Linked DNA regions of Homo sapiens: region 1 is linked to region 2. Evidence: chromatin loops called from intact Hi-C (ENCODE). Cell type or tissue: breast epithelium. All regions are shown on one strand. Each heading gives the region's core, and the rest is flanking DNA. Links, peaks and the distances in the headings are about the cores only. Region 1 overlaps TIAM2 (TIAM Rac1 associated GEF 2). Region 2 has its middle 43 kb from the start of TIAM2.

Region 1 (8,654 bases), core at 3,928-6,427, 200 kb after region 2:
GTCTGAATGTTTAACCTTGTTTGGAAGTTTTTTCATCTGTGTATATATGAAGAATTCAGCATGAGGCTGGGCATGGTGGCTGACGCCTATAATCCCGGCGCTTTGGGAGGCCGAGGTGGGCAGATCACCTGAGGTCAGGAGTTTGAGACCAGCCTGGCCAACGTGGTGAAACCCCATCTCTACTAAAAATACAAAAATTATCTGGGCACGGTGGTGGGCGCCTGTAATTCCAGCTACTCTGGAAGCTGAGGCAGGAGAATCGCTTGAACCTGGGAGGCAGAGGTTGCAGTGAACCAAGATTGTGCACTGCACTCTAGCCTGGGGGAAGAGTGAGACTCTGTATAAAAAAAAAAAAAGAATTCAGCATGAGTAGGAAAAAATTTCTGTCTAAAAATAGGAAACTGATTAAAGGCATGCATTCAATGATACACCGAGAATTTGGAATAATGTATCAATTGGCAATAGCAAAATAACCAAATAATTCCGACCTCTGCCCCTCATTAATCTTCTCACTCTATCTACCTTTGCTTCTCCTTTTCTCATATCTCATGTTGCCTTTCTCCCATCTCAGCTCTTTCCCTCCTGCTTATTTTCCCATCTGCAAATACTGGTGTACCTAATAGATGCACCTGGCTTAAAGAAATAAAAATAATTGTAAAATATGGACCCCGTTTCTAAGAAATTATAATTTAGTTAGAGAGCAAGCCTTATGAACATGAAACTAAAGGTCATTCTAAAATGATCGAAGTTAGGTGACAGCTGGTATAGTCATCAAATATTATGGGAGATCAGAGGGTTGAGGTTGTACTGTGATCTTGAGGAAATGAAGACTTCCTGGAAGAATATGGTGTTAAAAAGTTGTTAAGAGGTGTGAAGGATTTCCAGGCTGGAAGGGTGTTGGGCGAGCATGGAGAGACAATTGGAAGTGACTGAGTGGTGGCTTGGGGCTCTGGAGCACACTGGAGTCAAAGGTTTGGGAAGTGACAAGAGTTGGCAGTTAGGTTGGATAGGCAATGAAGCTTTTTCAGTCTGTGTCTTAGTCTGGAACAAAATACTGTAAAGCGGGTGGCTTATAAACAAGAGCAATTTATTTCTCAGAGTTCTGAAGGCTGAGAAGTCCAAGATCAAGATGCCGGCAGATTCAGTGTCTGGTGAGGCCCTGCTTTCTGGTTTCTAGAAGCATCTTCTTAACTGTATTCTAGCATGACATGAGGAGCGAGGGATCTTTCCGGGCCGCGTTTTATAAGGCCATCCATCCTATTCACGAGGGCTCACCATTATGACTGTCGTGCGCAGTGGATTAAGCAGTGAAGGATGAAAGACACCGTAACTTAATGCTTGAATCACACAGTTTGTTGGCACGCAAACAGTTCTTAACAGATATTGGTATTTTATCCCCATTCACGCTACACACAACTCTTGTTTTTCACCCTGTTAGGAACAAGTCGGGGATCTTACATGAATAGGCACAGGATTGGTCACAGAAGTCCTCAGGCATCTGGGAATAGCTTCCCCTGGTATCAAGGCTGGAATGTTGAGGCTGAAGCATTCAGTCAAGGAGATGGCAAGCCTGACTCCGGGTCCCTTTCTGAGTGGCAGCATCTCATCCTCACGAGTCTGTGTCTCAGCAGAGCAGGTCGAGCTGCCTGAGGGCTTCTCTTTTTATAGTCCCTGTTTGGGGATCCACCTGTGTCTGGTTATCTTGAAGGTTGGTGCGCCCTAGCATGTGATGTCGTCTCAAATTGGAATATCCCAATGCAGTTGGTCTAAACAGATTTGGGCATTCTGGCAGACATCTGCACTTACAAACTAACTGTGATAACATATTTACACTATACCCATAAATTGCACTCCAAACAATGACCTAATCATTGCCCCTTTTAAAAAGGCCCCACTTCCTAATACCATCACCTAAAGCATTAAGATTTCAACGTACATATTTCGGAGGGACACATTCAGCCCATAGTGGTCTTGTATGCAAGGCTCAGATGGTAAGGTTTATTTTATACTCTGCTTTCAGGTGGGGGGATACAGGTTTTTAAGCTGAGGACAAAGCATGATGACTGTAGTGTCTTTGGAAGATTAATCAGGCAGCAGCTTGGAGGACAGAGTGGGGCAAAAGGTGTCAGGCAGTGGAGTGGCACTGTGCTGGGTGTATAGATACAAGGGCCTGGTCCCAAGTGACACAAGTTCAACAGTTTACATGGAAAATGTATAACAGGGTACATAATTTTCTGTAATTCTATAGAATCTTTTTTTTTTCTTTTTTTTTCTTTTTTTTTTTTGAGACAGAGTTTTGCTCTTGATGCCCAGGCTGGATTGCAATGGTGTGATCTTGGCTCATCTTAACCTCCACCTCCCAGGTTCAAGCGATTCCCATGCGTCAGCCTCCTGAGTAGCTGGGATTACAGGCGCCCGCCACCACGCCCGGCTAATTTTGTATTTTTAATAGAGACGGGGTTTCACCATGTTGGTCAGGCTGGTCTCGAACTCTGACCTTAGGTGATCCGCTTGCCTCAGCCTCCCAAAGTGCTGGGATTACAGGTGTAAGCCACCACGGCTAATCTCAATTTTTTAGAATCTTAAAGACAGTAACTTACACCCCTGAGCGGAACTGTTGCTCAACCAGGATATGCCATTTAAACTCCAAAGTACAAAATAGTTTTAACGAGGAAGCCAAAACTGCCAAGAAGAATGCAGGAGGTGGAAGGCTTTGGGATCCAACAAGAACACAGCTGCTGACATTGCTGAGGGAGAGCTGCCCCCACGAGCCCAGCTTGCCTCCTCTCAGGCCCTGCCTGCCCCTCTTAAGGGGCCTCACCCTGCTCACAGCCAGGGGGCGTTCAGCTCCCGAGGCAGTGCAGCCGTACCTCCCCGCTCTCTGTCTGTGTGGAATGTAGGTTGGGAGTCCATGTGGAGGTGATGGGACAGATCAAAGAGCCTGAAGGAGACACGGTTATCCCAGAGTTTTCTTTGTACCATGTCTCATCCATGGTGCTGATTTTCCAGGATCCGGCAGCCACAGCCTGTCTATCCTGAGATGAGACTTGTGGATCCGAGTGTCTCAGAGTGTTCAGAGCACCCCAGTCAAAAATCTCATCCTGACCATAATCGTAGTCGAAGGGATGCCCAGCTTGGAGTTTTCAGGTCTTTGGGTAGGGTCAGATGTTTAGGGCTAGGGAGAGAAAAGGGACATTTGGCAACACTGAGAGGCTCCTGGCCTGTTGTGTGTGTGTGGTGGTGGTGGGTGGGGGTTTCTCTGTGGCCACAAGGAGTCTAAGCAGACATTTTTTTAAAAATTTAAATTTGCATTAAATGTAATTGTATTCCCTTGTCCATAGTTTGTAAATGTTTAATTGATGACATCATAGTTGGTGCTATTCTCTGATTAAGAGGGGAGGTTACTTGAACATAAACCCTTACATAAATCCAGGGGTCTGGATGGTCAGGTGGCCTGAAGAGAAACTGTTTTAAAGAATGAGGGTAATTATCACTTGTGGTCCATTATCCATTCTTTGACAGAATCATCACTTTAGTTATTTTAAGTGCACCTTTCTAATGCTACTAATTTTTCATTTTTGGTTCTCCCCTCCCCATAGCCCAGGCCCTAACCCCTTCCTGTGTCCTCCCCACACTCCCTTCTCCCCTACACCCTTCTCCCAACCCCTGCCGTACATGCACTCCCTTTCTCATGTTAGTCTTGTGAGTTTCTGGTAACAGACAATTGGGATTGATTTTAGAAATTCTTGTCCAGGCACGGTGACTCACACCTGTAATCCCAGTACTTTGGGAGGCTGAGGCTGGAGGTTCATTTGAGGCCAGGAGCTCAAGATCAGGTGGGGCAACACAGCAAGACCCTATTTCTGAAAAAGAAAAAAAAAAGAAATTCTACCTGGAAGTATTCTCCTCACCGTATTGCACTCTTTGAGGTTATGATTTAGTCACATGTTCCTGAAGGGCTTTGTAGTGTGTAGCCTGAGTTATGTTTGCTGTGCCCGCTGTCCTTGCATCCTTTGTCAGCAGGTTGTAAAGGAGCTGTTTACGCTTTTTTTTTTTTTTTTTTTTGACAGAGTCTTGCTCTGTCACCCAGGCTGGAGGGTAGTGGCGCAATCTCAGCTCACTGCAACCTCCACCTGCTGGATTCAAGCAATTCTCCTGCCTCAACCTCCCGAGTAGCTGGGATTACAGGCACCCACCACTACGCCCAGCTAATTTTTGTATTTTTAGTAGAGATGGGGTTTCACCATGTTGACCAGGCTGTTCTCAAACTCCTGACCTCAGGTGATCTGCCTGCCTCGACCTCCCAAACTGGTGGGATTACAGGCGTGAAACCACTATACCTGGCCAAGAGCTGTTTACTTTTTACCTTCAGACACAAAGACTGGGAAGCATTAAGCAGGAACAAGTACTTGCTTAAAATTGCTTTTATGAGATATTTGACAAAAAAATGTAATGTGAAGCCACAAAGGCAAAGGTATTTACAGATCAAGACCAATCAGGACAGGGTCTCCAAAATATTCCCTAAGCATTTAGCTTTCTCTAAACTTCCTTTTAAAAATATCTGTAAAAGAGCAGTGCTTTATCCACTTAGCATTTTAAAACCTCAATAAATATACATTTATTTATGTAGCTTCCTCCCCAGCGGTTTTCCCTGAAAACCTCAGATGTAGTCATTTCTAGCCTAAAAATAGAATGTGCAATGTAGGTGACATCATGCAACAGAAATTCTCTGGAACAGGTTTTCTTCGAAGTACGTGGGTGGAGAAGATCCTTTTTGAAATAAAAAGGCACTATCGCAGTTGTAACATACCGGCTGAGCTACATACGGTCAGTGGTGACATGCTCTGGCCGTGTCCTGGGCCTCTTGGGTGTTTCTGGGGCAGGATGATGCAGCTTTCATTTGAGCATGTCCAATGTGGACCAGATCACACCGCCATCCACACGCCAGATCGCCTTTGAAGTTCCCAGGGAGGAAGAGTTGTAAATTAAGTCCAGTTAGTACTTTATTTGCCTTTCTGCTTATTATTTCAAACAAGTAAACAAGGACAAAACCTCACCACCCTTAGGCAGTCTTGGCATTCTCCCAGATGGCATCCCCCATCCTGCCTCATTATGTGCGATTTCCAGGGTAGACAGGCCTGCTTCTGTGGTTAATTAGGCTGGGGAGGGAGGAGGTGGTTGGACTACCAGGGGTTGCTGTGGGGAAGGAGGAAGCACTTGCTGGTAGGGTTCAGACTGCTCTGGGTTTTATGAAATGTGGGCTTCAGTTTAAATATTTACTTAAATACAGTTTTAAAATCATAAAGAGGACGGATTGCGTTTGGACAATTGGCAACTGGTGAAGAGAACAATGAGAACAAGGCTTTGAGGAAAATACGAGGATACTGTGGTGTATTTCTGGATGTGTACAGGGGGAAGCAGTTTGAGGAACAAACCACTGGAGTGTAGCATATTTGTGAGGGGATTTGAGGGAGATAAAGTCAGATTGTGGAGGTGGTGGGTGAAGATGTGAACTTTATTCAATAGGCAATAGGGAGATGGTGAAAGTGTTATTTTTTATTTTTTATTTTTTAAGGCAGGCAATAGGGAGATGGTGAAAGTGTTATTTTTTATTTTTTAAGGCAGAGTCTTGCTGTGTTGCCCAGGCTGGAGTGCAGTGGCATGGTCTTGGCTCACTGCAACCTCTGCCTCCTGAGTTCAAGTGATTCTCGTCCCTCAGCCTCCCAGGCAGCTGCGATTACAGGCATGTGCCACTACGTCCTGGTAATTTTTGTATTTTAGTAGAGATGGGATTGGCCATGCTGGTCTCAAACTCCTGACCTCAACTGATCCGCCTGCCTCAGCCTCCCAAAGTGCTGGGATTACAGGTGTGAGCCAGTGTGCCCAGCTGGAAGTGTTTTTATTTTCTATTTTTTTGAAACGGAGTCTTTCTCTGTCGCCCAGGCTGGAATGCAGTGGTGTGATCTCGGCTCACTGTAGCCTCTGCCTCCAGGGTTCCAGTGATTCTCCTGCCTTAGCCTCCTGGGTAGCTGGGATTACAGGCGTACGCCACCACACCCGGCAAATTTTTGTATTTTTTGTAGAGACGGGGTTTTGCCATGTTGGCCAGGCTGGTCTCGAACTCCTGACTTCAGGCAATCTGCCCGCCTTGGCCTCCCAAAGTGTTGGGATTACAGGCATGAGCCACCGCTCCCAGCCTGGAAATGTTTTTGTTAGGAGAATAAGAATGTTTGGTTTAGTTAAATGAGCGTTTGTTCGGTGCATACTCTGGGTCAGGCAAATGTGCACAGACTGGAGACTCAAAGAAGTCACTGTCTCTGCCCTCAGTGACAGTGGCACTGCTAGAGAGAGTGCTAGAGCCTTCAGTGACAGTGGCACCTGCTAGAGAGAGGTGACAGACAGTTGAGCTCTCAGTCTAGCAGGTGACAGACAGTTGAGCATACAATTTCAACATAACACAGTGATTCAGTGCACGTGGCATTCCAGTGCTGTGGAAGACAGAAATGGGAAATATAGCCTCATGTGCAGTCATGGAAGACCCTGGAGGAGGGAGGCCAAGTTGCTTCTTGAAAAATGAGGAGTTTACCGGGAGAATAGAGAGGGGTCTTCCAGGCCAAGGCACAGTGGGAGCAAATGCAGTGTGGTTTTAGGTAGGTGGTGAGAGGTAGACAGGGGAAGTAGGACTGTCTGTCACTCTCTCCTCCCGGTACCACTGCAGAAGCCTCCGGTTTCGCCCTTCGTCTGATGCATCTTCCATACAACAGCCAGACTGGGTTGCATCGGAAAAGCACATCTGGGTCAGGTGCAGTGGCTCATGCCTGTAATCCCAGCATTTTGGGAGGCCAAGGTGGGCGGATCACTTGAGGTCAGGAGTTCAAGACTAGCCTGGCCAATGTGGTGAAACCCCGTCTCTACTAAAAATACAAAAATAATTAGCCAGGTGTCGTGGCGCATACCTGTAATCCCAGCTACTCGGGAGGCTGAGGCAGGAGAATCGCTTGAACCCAGGAAGCAGAGGTTTCCATGAGCTGAGATCACACCATTGCACTCCAGCCTGGGCAACAGAGTGATATGTCTCAAAATAAATAAATAAATAAATAAAGTAAAAAAATAAAAAGCACATGTGATCCTGTGATTGCCAGATAAAGTCCCTGATAACCTCTCCCCACCTTGACCTTTATCTGCAACTCCCTGAGCCCACCCTTCTGCTCCTTTCTTTGGGTTTTTCCTCAGGCAGAGAGGACTCCTGTGCTGTGCACAAATGTGCCCTGCTCCCCTCCGCCCTCTTCATCTGGCTCACCCCTTCTCGACTGTCATGAAGGGTTTAGGGGTCGCTTCCTCCAAGGCGCTGTCCTTGATCGCCCTTTTGCCCACTCCATCAGGGAGCCCCACTCTCCTCCCACAGTTCTCCATGTCTGTGCCACTGCTGTCATCCATGGCTTTGTCATGATTTCTTCGTGTGTAAGGTTGCTCCTGCTATAAAATACGTGCTCCTGGAGGAACCGTGTCTGTTTTTTTATCTCTGAACCCTCGATGCCTTGCTTGAGTTAGTGAATGTGTGGAAGCACCTCTGTCTCGTCTGTCCAGGGATGCTGTCCTCTGTACTGCAGGAAACAGAGATCTTCTCTGAGTCAGCCACCACCCCACTTCCCAGTGTTCCAGGCCTTCCTGCTTCACCCCCGTCTAACAGAACGCCTCCTTTTGCCCTGCCTTGTTCTCATGCTCCCCTTCCTTGTTTTATCAGAGCCTCTGCCTTAGGCCACTATCATATGTGATTTCACAATAACTCTGCAAGGTAAAGATGTAGATATAGCACCCGTTTGTTGGATGAGTAAATAGACCCTTAGGAGAAGTATATTTCTTTTCTTTTTCTTTCTTTTTTTTTTTTAGAATTAAAAATTTTTTTAAAAAATAGAGACGAGGTCTCGCTATGTTGCCCAGGTTGGTCTCGAACTCCTGGGTGCAAGCGATCCTCCTGTCTCGGCCTCTCAAAGTGCTGGGATTATAGGAGTGAGCCACTGCACCCAGACGAGAAGTACATTTTCCGTATAAGTACCGTGCACTAACTGATTGCGCCACTGGAGCACCAAGAAGTGCATTTGCTAATGTCACACAGCTGGTAAGTGGTAGAGCTGGGATTTGGACACAAATCTTTGCTCCTAATTCATAGGCGCTACTGCTCCGTAAGACTTGGGTAAATCAGATGGTGCTTTGCTTGCTAACTAAACCAGGTGATGAATTGTTTTGTGTGGAATAGAATCCTTGATTTACTTGTTTTTATAACTTGGATTTTTCAGGTCGATTTGATGGGAATTACATTGATTATAAAACTGAGTGAATTTTTGGGTATGGGAATTATATCTCAAAGGAAAACAGAACAAAACCGAATCTCTCTACTTTAGCTGGTTGTTCTAAATACTGTTAAACTTGAGTGTCATCTATGTCACTAGCTGGTTCTTCTGTGAAGATAGGTTTTAGTATTTGGAAAGCATGGAACGGGAGTTTTTCAGCTTCTTACACCAAGAAAGAAACATGAATTATCTTATGGGACAAACCTAGTAATAGGCAAATGACTACTGCGATTAAATGACTAAATGGCAGAAAATATTTTTCTAGGACTGCTGGGTGTGGCAGGAATGTACTTGTCATCTTTT
Region 2 (8,654 bases), core at 2,418-4,917:
TCTCGGCTCACTGTGACCTCTGCCTTCTGGGTTCAAGTGATTCTCCTGCCTCAGCCTCCCGAGTAGCTGAGATTACAGGCATGAGCCACCACGCCTGGCTAATTTTGTGTTTTTAGTAGAGACGGGGTTTCTCCATGTTGGTCAGGCTGGCTCCAACTTCTGACCTCAGGCGATCCTCCCGCCTCAGCCTCCCAAAGTGCTGGGATTACAGGCGTGAGCCACCGCACCTAGCCCCACTTTCTTTTTTTTTCTTTTTTTTTTTTTTTTTTTTTTTTTTTTGAGACTGAGTCTCACTCTGTCACCCAGGCTGGAGTGCAATGGCGCCATCTTGGCTCACTGCAACCTCCACCTCCCGGGTTCAAGTCATTCTCCCACCTCAGCCTCCTGAGTATCTGGGATTACAGGCACACGCCATCTTGCCTGGCTAATTTTTGTATTTTTGTAGAGATGAGGTTTCACCATGTTGATCAGACTGGTCTTGAACTCCTAACCTCAGGTGATCTACCCACCTCGTCCTCTCAAAGTGCTGGGATTACAGGCATGAGCCACCACACCCTGCTAAGTAAACTTTCCACCCCAGTCTCTCTATCTCTTCTACCTCCTCTTTAAGGCCAATAAGTCTTTGATTTGCCCATTTGAGGCTATTTTCTAGATCCTGTAGATGTGCTCCATTATTTTTTATTCTTTTTTCTTTTGACTCCTCTGTGTATTTTCAAATAGTCCGTTTTCAAGCTCACTAATTCTTTCTTCTGCTTGATCAGTTCTGCTGTTGAGAGCCTGATGCATTCTTCAGTTTGTCCATTGAATTTTTATTTTAGCTCCAGAATTCCTGCTTGATTCTTTGTAATTATTTCAATCTCTTTGTTAAATTCATCTGATAGGATTCTGAATTCCTTCTCTGTGTTATCTTGGATTTTGCTGTTTCCTCAAAACAGCTATTTTGAATCCTCTGTCTGAAAGGCCATAGATCTCTATCATTCTGGAATTGGTCACTGGTGTCTTATTTAGTTATTTGGTGAGGTCATGTTTTTCTGGATGGTCCTGATACTTGTGGATGTTTGTTGATGTCTAGATATTAAAGATTTAGGTATTTATTCTAATCTTCACAATTTGGACTTCCTTGTACCCGTGCTTCTTGAGAAAACTTTCCAAATATTCAAAGGGAATTGAGTGTTGTGATCTAAGTCTTTGGTCATTGCAGTCATATGTGCATTACAAGGCAACCCAAGCCCAGTAACGGTGTAACTTTTGCAGACCCGTAGAGGTACTGCCTTGGTGATCTTGGATAAGATCCAAGAGAATTCCCTGGATTACCAGGCAGAGTCTCTCGTACCCTTCTCTTACTTTCCACCAAACAAATGGAATCACTTTCTCCATGCTGAGCTGTCTAGATTTGGGGGATGGGTGGCACAAGCACTTACATCGCCATCACTGCTGAGAGTGTGTTGGGTCACACCTGAAGCCAGCACAATACTGGGTCTCACCCAAGGCCTGTGGTGACCTGATATTTATTCAATGCCCAAGAGCTTTTTAGTTGGCTGGTGGTGAATTCTTCTGGGACTGTCTTTTGCTTCAGGGCAGTGGGTTCCCTTCTGGCCCAGGGTGGGTCTAGAAATGTCACCCAGGAGCTATGGCCTCGAATGGGGGCTTCAGGACTTTAGTGCTTTATTTTACTGTGGCTAAGCTGGTGTTCAAGTTGCAAGATAAAGTCCTCTTTAAGTCCTCTTTACTCTTTCCTCTCCTCTTGGAATTGCGAGCTGTGCTGCCTGGGGTTGGGGGACAGGCCTTGGCCATGTCAGCTAGTGTTTCACTGGGTTGCATGCACACCAAGCCTACTGGCTCCAAGGTCGGCCCAGTACTGCGACTTGCCCAGGAATTGTGGTCCTTGTGGCCTAAACTGTCTTTCAAGTTTATTTAGTACCCCAGAGCACTTGAGCCTGCAGTGGCAGGGCTTGCTAGAACTCCGGTTCTGACTACCAAGACGAACCCTTCTCCTCCAGCTAGGACTGGTCTAAATGCTCCCTCCATGGGCACCAGCCTAATTCTGCCCTGTGTTGCTTTCCACTGTATCAGGGCAGCACTGAGTTGCAATGCAAAGCTCCATAATGACTTCCCTCTCCCTCTTCCAAAGACACAGATTCTCTGCATCATGCTGCGCTCCTAGGGGAAGGGCGAAGGGTAGTGTGAGCAATTCAAGGCTGTCTTTCCCACCCTCTTCAGTGCCTCTTCCTTGATATGATGTTAAAACCAGGTACTGTGATTGCTCACCTTATTTTCTGGTTCTTTTGAAGGTGCTGTCTTCTGTGGATAATAGTTCAATTTGGTGTTCTTGAGGGGTGAGGTTGGAGGGGACAGGGTGGGATGATAGCTGGAGGGTTCTGTTTGGCCATCTTGCTCTCTTTATAGTTATTCTTCATTAAATAGAATCACCAAGGCAGGAAGGTGTCATTACTGCTTTGATTCCAGATGCCTCTAGGCTCGTAGGCCATTTGAAGGCTTCCAAAGCTCTGGCGATAGAATAGATTCCTTCATGGACCCCCATTCCTACTCCTCTACAGTATCCATGCCACGTGAAGATAGCAGTAGGAGAAGATTCCTCCAGCTTCCTCCAGAGTGTGAAGGGGGTGCTGAGGATGGAGCTTCTGAGCCTGAATCTCTGCCGACTCAGGAGACGTCAGAGTCTGTGTTCCGTGACTGGCTCCCCAGCAATCTCACCAGATGTGCTTAGATTTGGGTGGACTCAGTCACGCTGCCCAAAGCTGCATTCACTCATAGGGAGAGCAAGGGACCCACAGTACTGCTGCCATGTCCCTTTGAGGTGGCCTCTGTGTGCACCTGCTGGTCCTCCAGCCCAGTCTGCTCTCTGTACACAATCCCCATGAGCAGCATGAGTGCCAAGAACTGCTCAGTGCTCAGGTCTGGCACCTGGGCTTCTTTCACGTGCTCATAAGGCAGCCAGCGTGTTTCCCTAGGTACCCCGGAGGCTTTGGGCACAGAGGACCACACGTCCAGAAGTTTGGGCCATTCACATGTGTGCCATGTGGACCTCTCTGGAGAAGAGAGCTGGGTGCACATCTCAGCGTGTGCAATGGGCATGAGTGTGTTTGGCAAGCATGCTCAGGATGAAGATCACCCCCTCCTTTATCCCACTGCTTCCTGTAGCTTCCAAACCACCTCCTCAGAAGTGTCATCTCCAGCCACTGCTTCCTGTAGCTTCCAAACAGCCTCCTCAGAAGTGTCACCTCCAGCCACTGCTTCCTGTAGCTTCCAAACGGCCTCCTCAGAAGTGTCACCTCCAGCCACTGCTTCCTGTAGCTTCCAAACGGCCTCCTCAGAAGTGTCACCTCCAGCCACTGCTTCCTGTAGCTTCCAAACGGCCTCCTCAGAAGTGTCACCTGCAGCCACTGCTTCCTGCTCTTTCACATTTTCTTTCTTCTTTGTCTGTGCTCTGTGGTTTGGCATCTGCCCCAGCTGCTCTGCTGCCGTCTTGTCTACCATCCATGCATGAATGACTTCCTTAAAAACACCGCCTTGTCTTTCCGTGGTCCTTCTCCTTTTCCTTCCTTCCAAAGTTGTCACCGTGGACCTCCTCTTCCACCCCCGTTCAGGAAACTGTTCCCTCAGGCTCACCTGACCTAGCCCTTTCCAGTTTCCTTAGCACCTGGGCAGGTCCTTCCGGGTGACTCATCCCATCCTAGCAAGCAGATTTTGGGGACATACCTAAGAGCTCTCCCCTGTTCTTCTGGTGAAGCATTTTCTCTTTTCAGAGAAGTCACTGCAAGCCAGGGTGACTTGCTGATTTGAATCTTCAGCCCTGACTCCTCTTCTGAGTTATAATTACTGCCTGGACATTGCACCCTGGGGGATCTATTCAGACTGAACATGACCAACGGTGAACTTGTCTCCCCCACCTTCTGTCCTGCCCCAAATCCTCACCCTAGTATCTGTTAGGAGGGCACCTCTTTCAGCCCTCCAACCTCTAGAGCCAACTTTGACCCTTCCATATCCTTCTTCCCCTGGAAAGGGACACCAAGTTCTGCTTTTCCTTGAAAATCCTTTAGATTTGCCTCTAGTCTCTGTCCTTGTGACCTCTGGCAATAGCTTCTGCTCTGGGCTCCCGCTCCAGTGCCCCATTTCTGGACTTCAACACAATTTGTTTTCTTTTCTTTTCCTTTTTTTTGAGACCAAGTCTCACTCTGTCACCCAGGCTGGAGTGCAGTGGTGCGATCTCGGCTCACTGCAACCTCCGCCTCCTAGGTTTAAGGGATTCTCCTGCCTCAGCCTGGGACTACAGGCTTGTGCCACCACGCCCGGCTCATTTTTGTATCTTTTAGTGGAGATGGGGTTTCACCATATTGGCCAGGCTGGTCTTGAACTCCTGACCTCGTGATCCACCCACCTCAGCCTCCCAAAGTGCTGGGATTACAGGCATGAGCCACCACACCCACCACATCACCCTCTGCTCAAAAACCTTAAGTGGCTCCTTCTGGCCCAGGATGGGTCAAGTCCAGGTTCTAAATCCCCATGTAACCTGGCACCAACCTACCCATGTCCAACCATATTTCCCACACCCTCCCCAGACATTCATGGAACAGCTCTTCAAGGCACTGGCCCAGGTTCTAGGGGAATCAAGGAGGAGGAAGCCTGGTCTTCTCCTTCAAGACCTTTTCAGTGAGGTGGAAGCTGGAGGTGGGGCATGTAGCTAGGCACAGGAACTCTAATGACGATGTAAGTGGCATTGTCACAGGCAGGTCATGTGACACGGGAGCACAGAGAAGAGTACCATTAGGTCAGACATATCATACATGTGGCTTGTGACATCCTATCAACATGAAACATAGCTGTGTTTCTTAAGCCATTTTGTTCACAACACAGCCAATGAATTCTTGTGACAATGTACCAAATTATTCAAAACAAATTTTTTAGTAAAATAATAAAACTACTTTTCTCAAAACAGTTTGATTTATTTTCTTTTTTCTTTTTTCTTTTTTTTTGAGATGGAGTCTCACTTTGTCACCCAGGTTGGAGTGCAGTGGTGCGATCTCAGCTCACTGCAATCTGCCTCCCAGGTTCAAGCGATTCTCTTGCCTCAGCCACCCGAGTAGCTGGGATTACAGGCACACACCACCATGCCTGGCTAATTTTTGTATTTTTAATACGGATGGGGTTTCACCATGCTGGCCAGGCTGGTCTCAAACTCCTGGCCTCAGGTGATCCACCAAAGTGCTGGGATTACAGGCATGAGCCACCGCACCCAGCCTCAAAACAGTTTGATTTTTGAGGAAAGAGTGCCTCCTTTTCATTAATTTGCGGGGGTGGGGGGTAACAATTTGCCTGAATTTCTATATTTTTGAAAAAGCTCTTTTAAAACATCTTGTTAGATGGGGCACCATGACTCATGCCTGTAATCGCAACACTTTGGGAGGCCAACGCCGGAGGGCTGCTTGAGCTCAGGAGTTCAAGACCAGCCTGGGCAACAAAGCAAGACCTTGTCTCTGCTAAAAATAAGAAAAATTAGCTGGGCGTGACGGTGCGTGCCTGTGGTCCCAGCTACTTGGAGGCTGAGGGTGGGAGGATCGCTTGAGCCCAGGAGATCGAGGTTGGAGTGAGCTATGATAGCGCCACTGCACTCCACAGTGGGCAACAGAGCAAGATTCTGTCTTAAAAAACAAACAGAAAAAAAACGCCACAAAAACACTTCTTGTTAGGATAGATGTGGTGGCTCCTGCCTATAATCACAGCACTTTGGGAGGCCAAGGTTAGAGGATCGTGTGAAGTCAAGAGTTTGAGACCAGTCTGGACAACACAGCAAAACCCCCAACTATACCAAAAACAAAAAACAACCCCAGAACCAAAACTTCTTGTTATTGGTAAAAGTACTGAATTTTTATATGAACATGAAAGTTAAATGCCTGACTGATATGAAAATGGTCTTGTCAAATGCATGAAAAAGGAGCGGTTGTCTTCAGGTGAGATGAGAGTCATAGTTTTGGAGTCTTTCTGTAACGTGCTCTCATTTTAAGAGTTCCACTCAGCTGCTTCCTGTACAACCCTCCACAGAGAAATTCCATATGAAACCTCTGTGAACCGAGGCTGCCGTGTGAATCTCTCCCATCAGGAGAACTCCACTTCTGTGCAGTTTTCCAGCCTGTGCCTGTGGTCTTGCATTCCTGAGACTTTGTTGTGGATAAGAAGAAAAATTCTGTGGCCTTGAAACTGTGTCTGGATGGTTCCTCCATCTATTAGTTTCTCATTACATTAGTGGCTGCCCCGGGATCCAAGATAAACCATTTTCCCATGCCTGGTGAGAGACTGTAGCACAGACGCTTGATGTTTTATTGCCATGTTATTAGAACCAGCCTCCTAATTTGCACTGGAAAATTTGAGAGGGTAAACATATGGGCATATGTCTTCATGTGTGCCAAACTCACACTGTGGGCGCGCATGCGGTACACACACACGTTCCTTTTGTTACCTCTTTGAACTCTGAATGAGATTTTGTGAGTGTGCACCTGGGGTAGACCCCTTAGTATTAGGTACAAACCCCACAGCAGCCCGCCTGGGTTTTCTCCCTCACCTGAGCATCTGAGCCCAGGGAGAATAAGCAGGTAAGTGCCAGCCCCTTCCTGCCGAGGCGTGCAAACTCGCCTGCAACCCCTACTCCATAGCCACACACGCACTCACAGACTTAAGGGTTTGCAGAGCACATTGAGGCTTCCCTCAAAGCGCATTGAGCATCCGCATGGAGAGATCAAGGATGGGAAGGGTGCTGGGAGCAGTCGCTCATGCCTGTTATCCCAGCACTTTGGGAGGTTGAGGTGGGAAGATCACTTGAGCCCAGGAATTAAAGACCAGCCTGGGCAGCATGACAAAACCCATCTATACAAAAAATACAAAAATTAGTCGGGTGTGGCAGTGCATGCCTGTAGTCCTAGCTACTTGGGAGGTTGAGATGGGAGGATCAGTTGAGCCTGGGGAGGTTGAGGCAGCAGTGAGCCATGGTTACACCACTGCACTCCAGCCTGGATGGGTGACAGAGCAAGAACTGGTCTCAAAAAAAAAAAAAAAAAAAAAAGGGAAAGAGCTGCCTTGAGTAATTCCCAAACGGCATTCTCTCCTTCGTTTTTTTAATGTTTTGTTTTGTTTTTAAATGGAGTTTCGCTCTTGTCACCCAGGCTGGAGTGCAATGGTGTGATCTTGGCTCACTGCAACCTCTGCCTCCCAGGTTCAAGTGATTCTCCTGCCTGAGCCTCCCGGGTAGCTGGGATTACAGACATGCACCACCATGCCCAGCTAATACTGTATTTTTAGTGGAGGCGGGGTTTCTCCAGGTTGGTCAGGCTGGTTTCAAACTCCCAACCTCAGGTGATCCGCCTGCATTGGCCTCCCAAAGTGCTGGGATTACAGGTGTGAGCTGCCGTGCCTGGCCTCTCTCCTTCGTCTTTGCACTTTACTCTCCCTCTTCTCCCTTTGACAAGACATATTTCCATGAAGCCCTATTTCTTATGGCTCCTTTCTTCTTTTGTTGTTGTTGAGACAGGGTCTCGCTCTGTCACCCAAGCTGGAGTGCAGTCGTGAGATCTTGGCTCACTGCAGCCTCAGCTTCCCAAGTGGCTGAGACTACAGACATGAGCCACCATGCCTGGATAATTTTTTATTTTTTTTTAGAGATGGAGTCTTGCTATGTTGCCCAGGCTGGTCTTGAACTCTTGGGCTGAAGTTATCCTCCTGCCTCAGCCTCCCAAAGTATTGGGATTATAGGCATGGGCCACCATGCCCAGCTCTCCTATCTTTCTTTGTCATCACCTTTTCTCCCCGGCAGAGCTCCAGCCTCAGGTATCCCTCTTGTGGATGCTCCTGTTTTTCCATGGGTCCATGTTGTGATTATGCTGAGCCAACCACACTATGTCTCCCTCCTCATAACCCAAGGCACAGGCAAGTCTGTAGGACCATCTGGCAGGAGAGAGCCAAGGCCTGGACAAGCAGCCAGCCGTGGGCCCCATCTTGGCTCACTGCAACCTCCCACCTCCTGAGTACAAGTGATTCTCCTGCCTCAGCTTCCCGAGTAGCTGGGACTATAGGCTCTTGCTACCATGCCTGGCTAATTTTTGTATTTTTAGTAGAGATGGGGTTTCGCCATGTTGGCCAGTCTCGTCTTGAACTCCTGACCTCAGGTGATCCACCGGCCTCGGCCTCCCAAAGTACTGGGATTACAGGCCTGAGCCACAACACTCGGCCCCATCATTACTTTATTCTTACCAGCTGCACTCACTGGTACTAGCAGTTCATGATTTGCCTGAGTCAATAATGATATCACAACATCAGATTCCACTGATCAAAAAAGGACCTCGTCAGTCTAGCACTCAGTGGCAAAAAAAAAATGTTTAAGTTATTATTGCAGAAAATCTGGAGCCTTGCCAGTGAATAAGATTTTTAAAGGATGTGCAAAAAATCTAGCAAAAGAGGCGTGAATGACCAGGGATGGATATGAGAGGAGATTTAGGGCGCAGTAGCCTAAAATGTGCCTCTGCTTGCAGAGATGCAAAAGAGGGTAAATGAGACTTTTAAAGCTGATTTAGACAGAGGAAAAGGGGAATGGGTGGTAATGAGACCCCTGCTGGAGGTATCACACGTGCCTGGGCAGCCGCGGAGGA

What was found. A loop is a pair of places that touch in the nucleus more often than their neighbours do. Peaks named below come from ENCODE experiments on the same cell type or tissue, not always from the same donor. Only the 100,000 strongest peaks of a DNase experiment are listed, where the experiment ranks them.
Region 1: it touches region 2 in a loop (3-fold over the local background); 1 of 110 quality-filtered maps calls a loop at or near these places.

The regions. Positions count from the first base shown.
Region 1 is chr6:155,149,577-155,158,230 of GRCh38, forward strand. All of the region lies in intron 7 of TIAM2 (TIAM Rac1 associated GEF 2), which reads left to right. Among named protein-coding and RNA genes, the nearest start is that of CLDN20, 110 kb to the right of the region's middle. In breast epithelium, for the core only: no CTCF peak of the experiment used is centred there; a DNase peak (open chromatin) is centred at 4,975; H3K4me3 peaks cover 227 bases; H3K27ac peaks cover 369 bases.
Region 2 is chr6:154,948,339-154,956,992 of GRCh38, forward strand. No RefSeq gene overlaps it. Among named protein-coding and RNA genes, the nearest start is that of TIAM2, 43 kb to the right of the region's middle. RefSeq lists an enhancer at 3,022-3,522. In breast epithelium, for the core only: no CTCF peak of the experiment used is centred there; a DNase peak (open chromatin) is centred at 3,466.